Regions from separate parts of the Homo sapiens genome. Here region 2 is linked to region 1. Evidence: chromatin contacts called from ENCODE Hi-C or POLR2A ChIA-PET data. All regions are on one chromosome and are shown on one strand. Each heading gives the region's core, a stretch centred on a gene start or an enhancer-like site at or near the end of the contact. The rest is flanking DNA. Distances are from core to core; before and after follow the strand shown.

Region 1 (5,098 bases), core at 613-3,112:
CCCAATATCCCCTGAGGTAAGCAGTATTTCGGCACAGAGAGGACATCTATTGGTAGCTGGTGTTTTCTAGATGAGCAGCAATACCCAACAGAAAATTCTGCAACAAAAAGAATTGGGTGAAGAGACTATTTTGTTTCTTCTCCTCTGATCCCACCTCAAGTCATTAAAGAAGCTAGATCTTGATGTGGAGAAAGAAGAGGTTTTGTGCAACCAGATTGGCTTCATGGTTTTGGAGTCGGGAGGAGGGGCAGGCCAGACCCCTTTGGGGCGCCTGTTTTACAAGCTGAGCTAGGTAAAATTACATGATTTATATGAACTATGACAATGATCAATTATCAATGGAATCTGCCTGAGATATCATTCAGGGGCAAGAAAGCAGAAGTTGACCAATCATATGATTAGAAAAAGAAAATTGCTTCTGATTAATATCCATTGAGTTCAAACCATTTAGTGAAACAGTTACCCTTAAACTATCAGCTCATCTAGAACAGAGTTTTGCAAACAACATTTTGTGGGCCAGTAAAACAGATTTTTAACACCTTGCATTTTTACCTCTCTGATCCCTTCTCAGAACCACCAGCAGATTTGACAACTGTTTTCCTCCTTACTCTGTCTCTTCCTTGACTATACAGTAGAAAATAGAGAATTCAATTTATTCAACTCTTTGTAATGTATGTGGTTATTTGAATCCTGTTGTATTCATACAGAACATGAGCTTTGTTCCTATATTTTCATATAATTGTTAATAAGTTATAAGAAGGTTTGAGGCTGTGGCATATAAACACAGCACATAAACATATATTTCTATATAACATAATCTTCCCACTTTTACTACATATTTTTACTAGACTGTTCTGGAAAAGCTATTTGTACATATTTCTTTGTGCACACAAGTTCCTCAGCTAACGGCTTTGCTCTGTTTTTATAGAACATGTTGTATATGGTTAAAAAATGTCTTTCACATAAGCCACATTTTTCCTGTTTTTGTTTACTTGTCTGTATTGCACCTCAATTAGCAAATCGTGCAGTCTTCTCTCCCTGTCATAATAACATAAACTATCTCCATTTTAGGCTGTTCGATGTAAAACAAAAATCCCCAAATTTCCACTAGATGGTGCTATGAGAATGCAAACTTCTTTGGTCAGGGTATATATAAAATCCTCAGTTATTGCAGCCTGTTATTTTGGCTTGTGAAACAGGTCTGCCCCCCACTAAATTAGATGCACAGGGATGATTTAATATTTAGTTAAGAGACGATGCAATATTTCCCACAAGTCTCTGAGGAGCCCAGGCAAAACAATGAAGAGGCATTTTTCGTCTAATCCTCATCCATACCACTTCTTCTTACCTGGCCTTTTTGGTATGCTACTCCATAGATACCTAGGAACAACCCCATAGTGGCAACATCTTTTGACCCCGGTCACTGCCACCGTCTATGGCTTCTTTACCCAGTCTTCCCTCCTTGGCTGGAGGGGGCTAATGGATTTATTACATTACTGACTGTCAGCAATTATTTTTTGACAATTTGTTCAGTGGTTTTCAAAGTGTGATTTCCCAGACCAGCAGTGTCATCTGGGAGGTTGTTACAATTGCAAATTCTCAGACTTCAGCTCGGACCTACTGAATTGGATGGGAGTGGAGACCAGCAATCTGCATTTTCACAAACCTCCCCGAGGTGATTCTAATGTGTAGGAAAGTTGAGAACCAGTGTGTTAAATACTTCCTGGGAACAAAACTGCCTTATCCTATTTGGATTAACCTCATTCCTGAAAGCCCTCAAAGAACAACTTTAAAGGTGGATAGGTGGGTGAAGAAATTTTTAAAGGTGTTGCCAGGTACAGTGGCTCACCCCTTTAATCCCAGCACTTTGGGAGGCTGAGTCAGGTGGATCACTTGAGCCCAGGAGTTCAAGACCAGCCTGGGCAGCATGCTGAAACCCTGTCTGTACAAAAACAAACAAACAAAAAATTAGCTGGGCGTGGTGGTGCACGGCTGTCCCAAGCTACTCAGAAGGCTGAGGTAGGAGAATCCGTTGGGCCCGGGAGGTTGAGGCTGCAGTGAGCCAAGATGGCGCCACTGCATTCCACCCTAGGCAACAGAGTGAGACCCTGTCTCAAAAAGGAAAAAAAAGTTTAAGGCGAGCATTTGTTCTACTTGGCCTACTCTGCTTTCCCTTTGGGTTGCTCTGCTCCCCTTGGGCTGCTTTGCTCTCCCTTTGGGTTCTGCCTGTCACTGAGGAGTCCTCACTGCAAAGGAATAGTGAAGCCTGTATCTAATGTGTAAATGTAGGAGAGTATGATTAGTAACTCACTTTTTTTTTTTTTTTTTTTTTAAAGAGATGCCCAGGAAGGCAGCCAGATGGCAGCATCGTTCCTACACTGTCTCTGCACTCCCAAAGGCAGTTTCTGGCCCTTTACTGTAGTCAAAGGAGATCGCGTAGCAGCGGTCGTTTATTGGCTAGGCTGTTTGTCTTTTTTCTCTACTGCAGCATGAGTCAGAACCCACAGAGAGAACCAGAGAGGAACAACCCGTTGATTAATGGGTCAGAGAGCTATGTAAGACTGTGATCTCCTATTGTCCCTGTTTCACGGAACAAATGTGGGGGATGCTACAAAGATTCAACACTAGGTAGACATCTAATGAAGCTGGGTTGCCATCAATCAGTTCAAACAGGTGTCTGGAATAGCTGTGTCTTCTGTCTTTTGATAAACACTGAGTACCTGCACATACAATTCCCTGGGAGCTTTTAAATCTCCTGATGCCCAGGCTGCACCCTAGACCAACCACATCAGAATCAGGAGAATGGTTTTAGGGCATCAGTACAGCTTTAAATCTTCCCAGGGGATACTAATGAGCATGAAGGGCTGGGAACCATGATATTAAAGACGTTGAGATGAAATTTGTGGCAAAGTTATTTCAATTGAGAAACCTGGGTTATTGTCTTATACCGTACTGTCAATTTCAACAGTGGAGTTTGTTGTTTTGGCCAGTTTTGATCTTGGCAAGTTTCGATATTCGAAATGGATTTTGTTGTATGACAGAAGGGGGCATCATCTCCTCTCCACCCCACACCACCTCCTTCTCTCTTTCCCCCTCCTCCTTCTCACTTGTTGTTCTGTTTTGTGTTTTGTTTTGTTTTGGAGGGGTGAAGACTGAAAATTTAAAACTGTGGCTACAAAATGGGCATATTACTGCTACTTAAAAGAAAAATTCTGACCAAAAATATATAGTCAATATTCTGAGTTTAAAATATTCTAAACTGTAAAAACCTTCTGTTTTTGCCTTCTGCCACATGTTCTTAGGTACCCTCAGGCTACAGTCCTTATTTTAAAGGATATGATAGTAAGAAAGTTACATCAGCCTTGATGAAAAGCTGTGAATTTAATCTTAGGAGCTCACACTGACTAGAGAGAATGAAAACATTCTATCATAATTGCTTGAAAAACTGTAGAACTACTCACTAGAGTTGGATATTGGTCTATAACCAAAACTCCTTTTGTATGGAACAAAGTGAGTTTCATGAAACTCTTTGTAAAAGATTTTCTTTATCCTGGAAAATCCTATATGTTTCCATGTAAAATTCTTAATAATAGGTAGAATGAAAGCTGGAGGGAAATATAATTGTGACATGTGAAGTATGAAATATACTTCAACTTAGTATAGAAGTATAGGCTTAATTCTTTGCACCAAGGGGCATCTAGAAACCATCTCCAGAAGCTTTCGGTGATACCTTATTAATCCTTCTCTAGGTGTACCACTTAGGAAATGTAAATGGTACTAAAAGAAATAATTTGTTAGGTCCTTAATCCCACAAAAGTTGATTAAGTCATTGTCTGTGAATAAAGACTAGGTGAGAAAATTGGGAGCTTTGGGAAAAGGGAGCCCAAGGAAAAAGTGGAACAGGCTGGAAAAAAAGGAAAGTGAATTAAAGAATAGGGAATCAGATTTCTTTTCCATTTTGACTTAAGGATATGTCAGGGCCAAAACTATAGAAATTTGAAATTGGTTCATTTAGAGGATCAATGCTCTTTTTTCAAGTGATTTTTTTCCTAAGTGATTCTTTTCCTAAGCAAGTCACACTGATTTTTTGGTTTCCAAACTCATTGACTTATGGGCAGTTTGGAGAATTAAAAAAAGGTATAGACTACTAAGGCGTCTTGTGTACCAGACAAAGGTTTCTTGGATTCTGAGGATTTATTTCATTACTATAGATATCTCTAAGGCAGCATGACCTATAAATAATTTAGGCAATCTCCTACATATGGAGAAATAATAATTAGGAAGGGGCAAACTTTTGAAATTACAGTTTAGATTTAGTTTAGATTTAAAATTGCACACACAGTCTCCCTAACAAACGTTAAGCACTTCTGTCTGTTGGAGATTAGCAAAGAGTTTGAGGAACTTATTTTACATTGGATCTAGTTTGTCCTTTAATTGGTAAACCTCAATTCCAATGGCACTACAGGTTGAGTACTCCTTATTTGAAATGCTTGGAAGAGGAGAATTGTTTTGGATTTTGTATTTTGAATACAGGCATACCTTGGAGATATTGCAGGTTCAGTTCCAGACCACTGCAATAAATCAAATACTGCAATAAAGCGAGTCACACTGATTTTTTGGTTTCTAAGCACATGTAAAAGTTATGTTTACACTATAATGTAGTCTATTAAGTGTACAATAGCATTTCTTTAAATGTACACATCTTAATTTAAAAATATTGTTAAGAAATGCTAACAGTCATCTGAAATTAGTGAGTTGTAATTCTTTTACTGGTAGAGTCTTGCCTGGATGTTGATGGCTGCTGACTGATCAGTGTGGTGGCTGCTGAAGGCTGGGGTGGCTGCAGCAATTTTAAAAAATGAGACGATAAGGTTTGCCACGTTGCTGGATTCTTCCTTTCACCAAAGATTTCTCTGTGGTATTTGATGTTCCTTGATAGCATTTTATCCACAGAAAAAACTTTTCAAAATTATAGCCATTCCTCTTAAACTCTGCCACTTCTTCATCAACTAAATTTACATAATATTCTAAATCCTCTGTTTTCATTTCACCAATGTTCACAGTATCTGCACTAAGAGTAAATACCATCCTAGCAAAC
Region 2 (4,954 bases), core at 1,009-3,508, 400 kb after region 1:
AACACATAGGACAATAAGGCTATGATAAGAAGTAAATATTTGTGTGGCTGTAGGCAGCGGTATATAGTAGCTATTATTTACAGGCACAGAAATTAATATGGAAGAGAAATATATTTTGCTATTTAAAATAGCATTAACCCTAGACACTTATGATCACTTCATTATGAAGTTAATTAATAAAAGCACTGTAACTTTTAGGGGCATCATTTTAATGATTTATTTATATGGACTTTCACAATTAAATATTTTATTCCCTGTTTATAGACCATGATTATCTCTTCACACAGTAGTTTTGTCTGCTTACAACAATGATTTGGATTCTCTTGAACTCAGACCTTGATGAATCATTCTCCTAGCTGTTCTCTGTAGGAACTGAGTCATCACAAAGAGTATTTGTTCATGAAAGGGCATAAGTCAGCAAAGGGTGTTAACTATTTTGGGATCACCTTTCTGAAAATCTAAGAAAAGCTAAGGACTCTTCCCCCTTAAAAATGAAAATTGTTTATTTTCTATGTAATTGCAAGTGTTCACAAGAAACATAAAGTTTATAACTAAATTCCCTAGAATTCTAAGGGCTCCATGTTAAGAATTCCAAAACAATATCATCCATCCTCATTCATATGCCTCTCAGGGGAGAAAAGGGCTGTTTTCCACCCATGAAAAGAACAGGTAACGAAGAACTGAACTGATAGAATCAGCATCTCAGAAAAGATTTTTTTTTTAAACTAAGTATTCAGATTCTCTAGTGGATGTATCCCAAGGAAAAACAGCCACATTTCTCAGGATGGATCTTAGCAAAAGAGACTATTGTGCTTAATTGGCACCAGGAGTGGATTTGGTCACACACTACTTCCAGCTTTTATCTCTGAAGTGGTGTATATTCAGTGGATCCACCTGTCCAGCATCAGCTTCTCTTTCTTCTGATGATAATACCCTATCTTCCCTTTTGAGGGCCCAGTCTTCTCTAACTCGATTCATTTGGTTCAGTTATGGCTGAATCCATCTCAGCTCCAGAGTTTGGCACATAATTGAAAGCTGGCTTGTGAGTGTATTCTACTTCATGCCTATAGTGATTGGTTCAGGGAAGGATCTTTGAGCTAATCTGGGGACTTGTGACTTACATTCAACTTTTAGGTCAAAGAAACCCTCTCAGGGTAGCTAGGCTGTTAGGAGTTAGTCCTGGAGCTGCTGGTGATCTTTTTGTCACACATGAAAGAAAGCATGTCTACTAGTAATGCCATGAGAGAACAGAAAAGATCCAGGAGATGGCAGCCCAGTCCTGAGGGTATCATACCTAGCTGTGTGGAAGAGAACCACTCTGCACCTTTCTCCCCAGAAGCTCAACCCAGGAGGCTGACCTGTGGAGACCACATAGAGTGCCTCTCTGGTTTTCAGATGGGGTTGGGCACTGGGAAGCCACAGCAGAGGTGAGGTGAGGGATTTAATCCTCTGGGTCTCTCTATAGGGTTGTCTCAGGCTGGCTCTGTCAGACTCTTTTCAGGTTCTGGTAACTTCTTCCTCTCATATCATTCGGCTTATAGGTGGTAACAGCTCTTCTGCTAACCCTGGGTTACTGTTCTAGCTCATTTTCATTCACTACTCTCATATCTTCACAATGTTTCTTGTGTATGTAAACTGTTCTGGTTATTTTAATATAAGCGTGCCAGCTGTTTCCTGTTGAGACGCCCAATAATACACCAGCCTTGCCTGAAATCAGCTCAACCTTAGACATTTCATATACGTGAGCATATACATTCCATTTTTTGTTTAATCCATTTTGTGAAGTGTTTCTATCACTTGCAACCAGAAAGAGTCTTGACTAATACAATCTCTCTTAACCCCCTTGGGCCACCTCGTGCATTCTACTTGGGAAATAATTGCTTTAGAAACATGAACAGACACATTATGGGAGCTAAAACTCACTTAGGTTGGAATGTAATTTTCAAACAAATCCATCATGCCACTCATGATCTATTAATCCTTGTCCTGTAGAATTCAAGCAACCACGTTAAAAAATGTGACCCCTACTGCCTGTAGAATTTCAACCAAATTTTTATGCACACAAGTTTCTAGCACATGAAAGTGGTATGAATCAGACCAAAAACATACTTGTTCCAATTAAAAGGTGTGAAAAGAGCAAAGAGAAATGGCCTTTTATATTTACTCAACTCAGCAGCTGAGCAGTTCATTAGCAAATCCTGAAATGCACGTAGGTCATAAGCTCCAGGAATGTGAAGACTGTTTTATAAAGCAATCTTAGAAAGGCAACCTTTAAGTCAAAAGTACTATTCCCTGGTGAGGTTTATTAATTGAATCATTTGTTTACAAAAGGTGAACGTGGCTCTAAGTGACAGTACTGTTTGCACAGTGGCACCAATATTAGGAAAGCTTATGTGTAATGCATTAGTAATGTAGAAAAAGATGCTGCCTGAGTCAGGGGTATTTGTTTAGCACATTGACATCCAGCAACTCCCTGAGCATGAATTGAATTAACTTATTAAAATTTAAGGTAGTCTTTAAAAATATTGCTAATGAGTACAGTGAAGTCAGGATATTTACCACCTTCTCAAACTTGCCAGAGATTTAATGTGAGTCCTTGGCTGAATAATGGAAAAGGTTAAAAAAAAAATGGTGTGGGAGGGTGTTCAGTTCCCCCGTTTTACTTCTTTACTTCTTCTAGAATCAAGGTGAAATTTTACTAGATTTGATTTCTGGAATGAGGACTTAATAATTGTTGTCAGCAAATATTTTCTTTTATTTCAATTACAATTCCTTGTAGAGAATGTAGCAGGAGGAATAAATATACTGATTAAAGTTATCCTTTAAAAAATTTAGTTTTGCCTCATCACTCACCAGTCGTTTTAATTTTCAGTAAACCAGCTCTGAGGTTGAATGAAAAGTTAACACATTTTGATTATTTGACTCCTATAAAATACAGAAATGTTTTTTTATATGTGGAGATAATTCTATGCCCACTGAAAGATGTTTTCCCTTTCATAGAGAATGCCTTTGACAGACCATGCAGGTAGATGTGACTAACTCATAGTGGACTGTGTGTGGAAGAGAAGCGTGCTGTTTTGTGCGAAGAGAAGCAGGCTTACCTTTTCTTTTTAGAGAGCTAGATCTAAATGATAGCGAAGTCTAGGGCCTCAAAAGGAAAGAAACCTAGATCATTGCCTGAATTACTGAGTGGAGGTGAGATGCCCAACAGTTACATCTACCTTGGACTGTTACATGAGCAAGAAATAGAATTCTTATTGCACTTGAGCCATACATATTTGGCCTTCATGTTTTTAAATGTACATTTGGCCTTCTCTAATGAACACATTATACCTTTTAAATCAGACAACCATGGGCCATCTAAGTCTGACCCCACCAGGGAGATAAAACTCCAACATCGATAATAGGGCATAATTACCCGGCTGAACTAGATCCAGACACTGACAGTGTAGAAAATATTCCTCTCCCTCATTCCTTCTGCATGTTCTAAGGTTATGTATAGAAGCATTTGTTTACCAACTAAGGGAGGGGGGATGGTTTTAGCTAAAAGTAAAAACCAATAGGAGAAAGAAGAGGATGGTATGAGGTCTGTTCTCTGTGGGAACAGTGGTTAGGCTGAAAACAACTCCTTTAACTGTCTAGGCACAAGGTTTGGATTTGAATTCTCATAAATGGAGGAGAGAATTAGAAACAAACAGAACTGTTCACCACTGGCCGGAAACTTGATAAGATGATAGATCTAAGTAGTTCTGTTTGGGGCCCAGGAGACAAGACCTGACCAAGAGTTTAAAGGATAGCTAATCTTCCTGCCTCTGTCCAGAATTTAACACTAACCAAGGGTAGCTTTGGGAACACCTGTATACAGGATACTTGGCCTAGACATTGTCATTCTCAAAATGGCACCATCAACAGGAGTAATAGGCAGAAATCAACTGCCCTCCCTGACACAACACTAATGGCTGACAATATTTGCCCATCATTTTTCGGATGTCAAACACTGTTGTAAAAGTTTTATAGATACAGGTTTTGAGTACCCCTAATCTGGAAACGTGAAATCTGAAATGCTCCAAAATCTGAAACTTTCTGAGTACTGACATGATGCTCAAAGGAAATGCTCACCGGAACATTTCAAATTTCTGATTTTCAAATTTGGGATGCTCAAATGGTTAAAATAATGCAAATATCCCAAAATTCAAAAAAAAATCCAAATTTGAAACACTTCTGGTTCCAAGCATTTCAGATTAGGGATACTCAGCTTGTATCTCAACTATTCCTGGTAACATTACAATGAGGTCGTAATTACTAGAGAGGTAGGGAGGTAGTATTATTTCTGCTTTATAAATCAGGAAATGGATACAGAGATTGAGTAACTTGTGCAGTGCCATGTAGCTATGAGTGACAAAACTAGGATTCAAATCCAGCGAGTCTGAATTCAGAGCCTGAGTTTGTAGTTGCTGTACTATACTCCTCTCTACCCCACTATCCACAGGGAATGAGTTTCCCAGAAGCAAGGAAGCCTATTACTAAAATAAGCTTTCCAGTCTTAAGAGATCAACAAGCCCTTCTAGAAATAATCAGAAACACTTGGAGAGGGGATACTACATGGAATTTCAGCCAGGTAGAGGCTGCAAATCATAATTTGGGCAAAAACATAAACACCACCCCTTTCAGTAGTCATGGTCTTGTGAGTCTACGGTACTTCTGCATTTCATTAACTTATCCGTTCCTCTCTAGGTCACAGTCAATATGATTACACCACAAGTAAATAAATGACATAGATTTAAAATACCAGACGTTTAACTGTAGGGGAATAAATTAGAATAGTTGAAGCAGAGTTTCACGGTATTTTTTTTTATTATTAAACAACCTCGGACACTTATATTTAACACAGGAAATAGTAAGGAGAAAGAAGAAAACTGTGTATTAGGACAGTGAAAGAAAAAATGGATTTCTG

The links. Hi-C counts contacts between places; a loop is a spot of excess contacts on that map. ChIA-PET counts read pairs that join two places held with the same protein, here RNA polymerase II (POLR2A). Pooled maps may share reads with other maps.
Region 2: a loop to region 1 is called in a map of PC-9, with 9 times the contacts of the local background. The contact joins the enhancer-like site here to the promoter of EPCART in region 1. A Hi-C loop is called at or near these places in 4 of 168 maps with a recorded cell type or tissue (Calu3, PC-3, PC-9 and 1 more), 1 of 37 single-sample maps with no recorded cell type and 4 of 50 pooled maps. POLR2A ChIA-PET finds 5 or more read pairs at or near these places in 2 of 52 experiments (PC-3 and activated naive CD8-positive, alpha-beta T cell).

What each region holds. Positions count from the first base shown.
Region 1 is chr2:180,123,332-180,128,429 of GRCh38, forward strand. It overlaps EPCART (ERG-positive prostate cancer associated androgen responsive transcript), which reads right to left and starts at 1,863. Exons shown (of 4, transcript XR_923634.3): 1 at 1,349-1,863; 2 at 2-97.
Region 2 is chr2:180,519,118-180,524,071 of GRCh38, forward strand. No RefSeq gene overlaps it. Among named protein-coding and RNA genes, the nearest start is that of SCHLAP1, 170 kb to the right of the region's middle. Within about 2 kb of position 2,259, at least 2 of the 41 ENCODE cell types and tissues checked have a DNase peak (open chromatin) inside an H3K27ac peak, as active enhancers do; they include PC-3 and PC-9, where a contact is called at or near this core.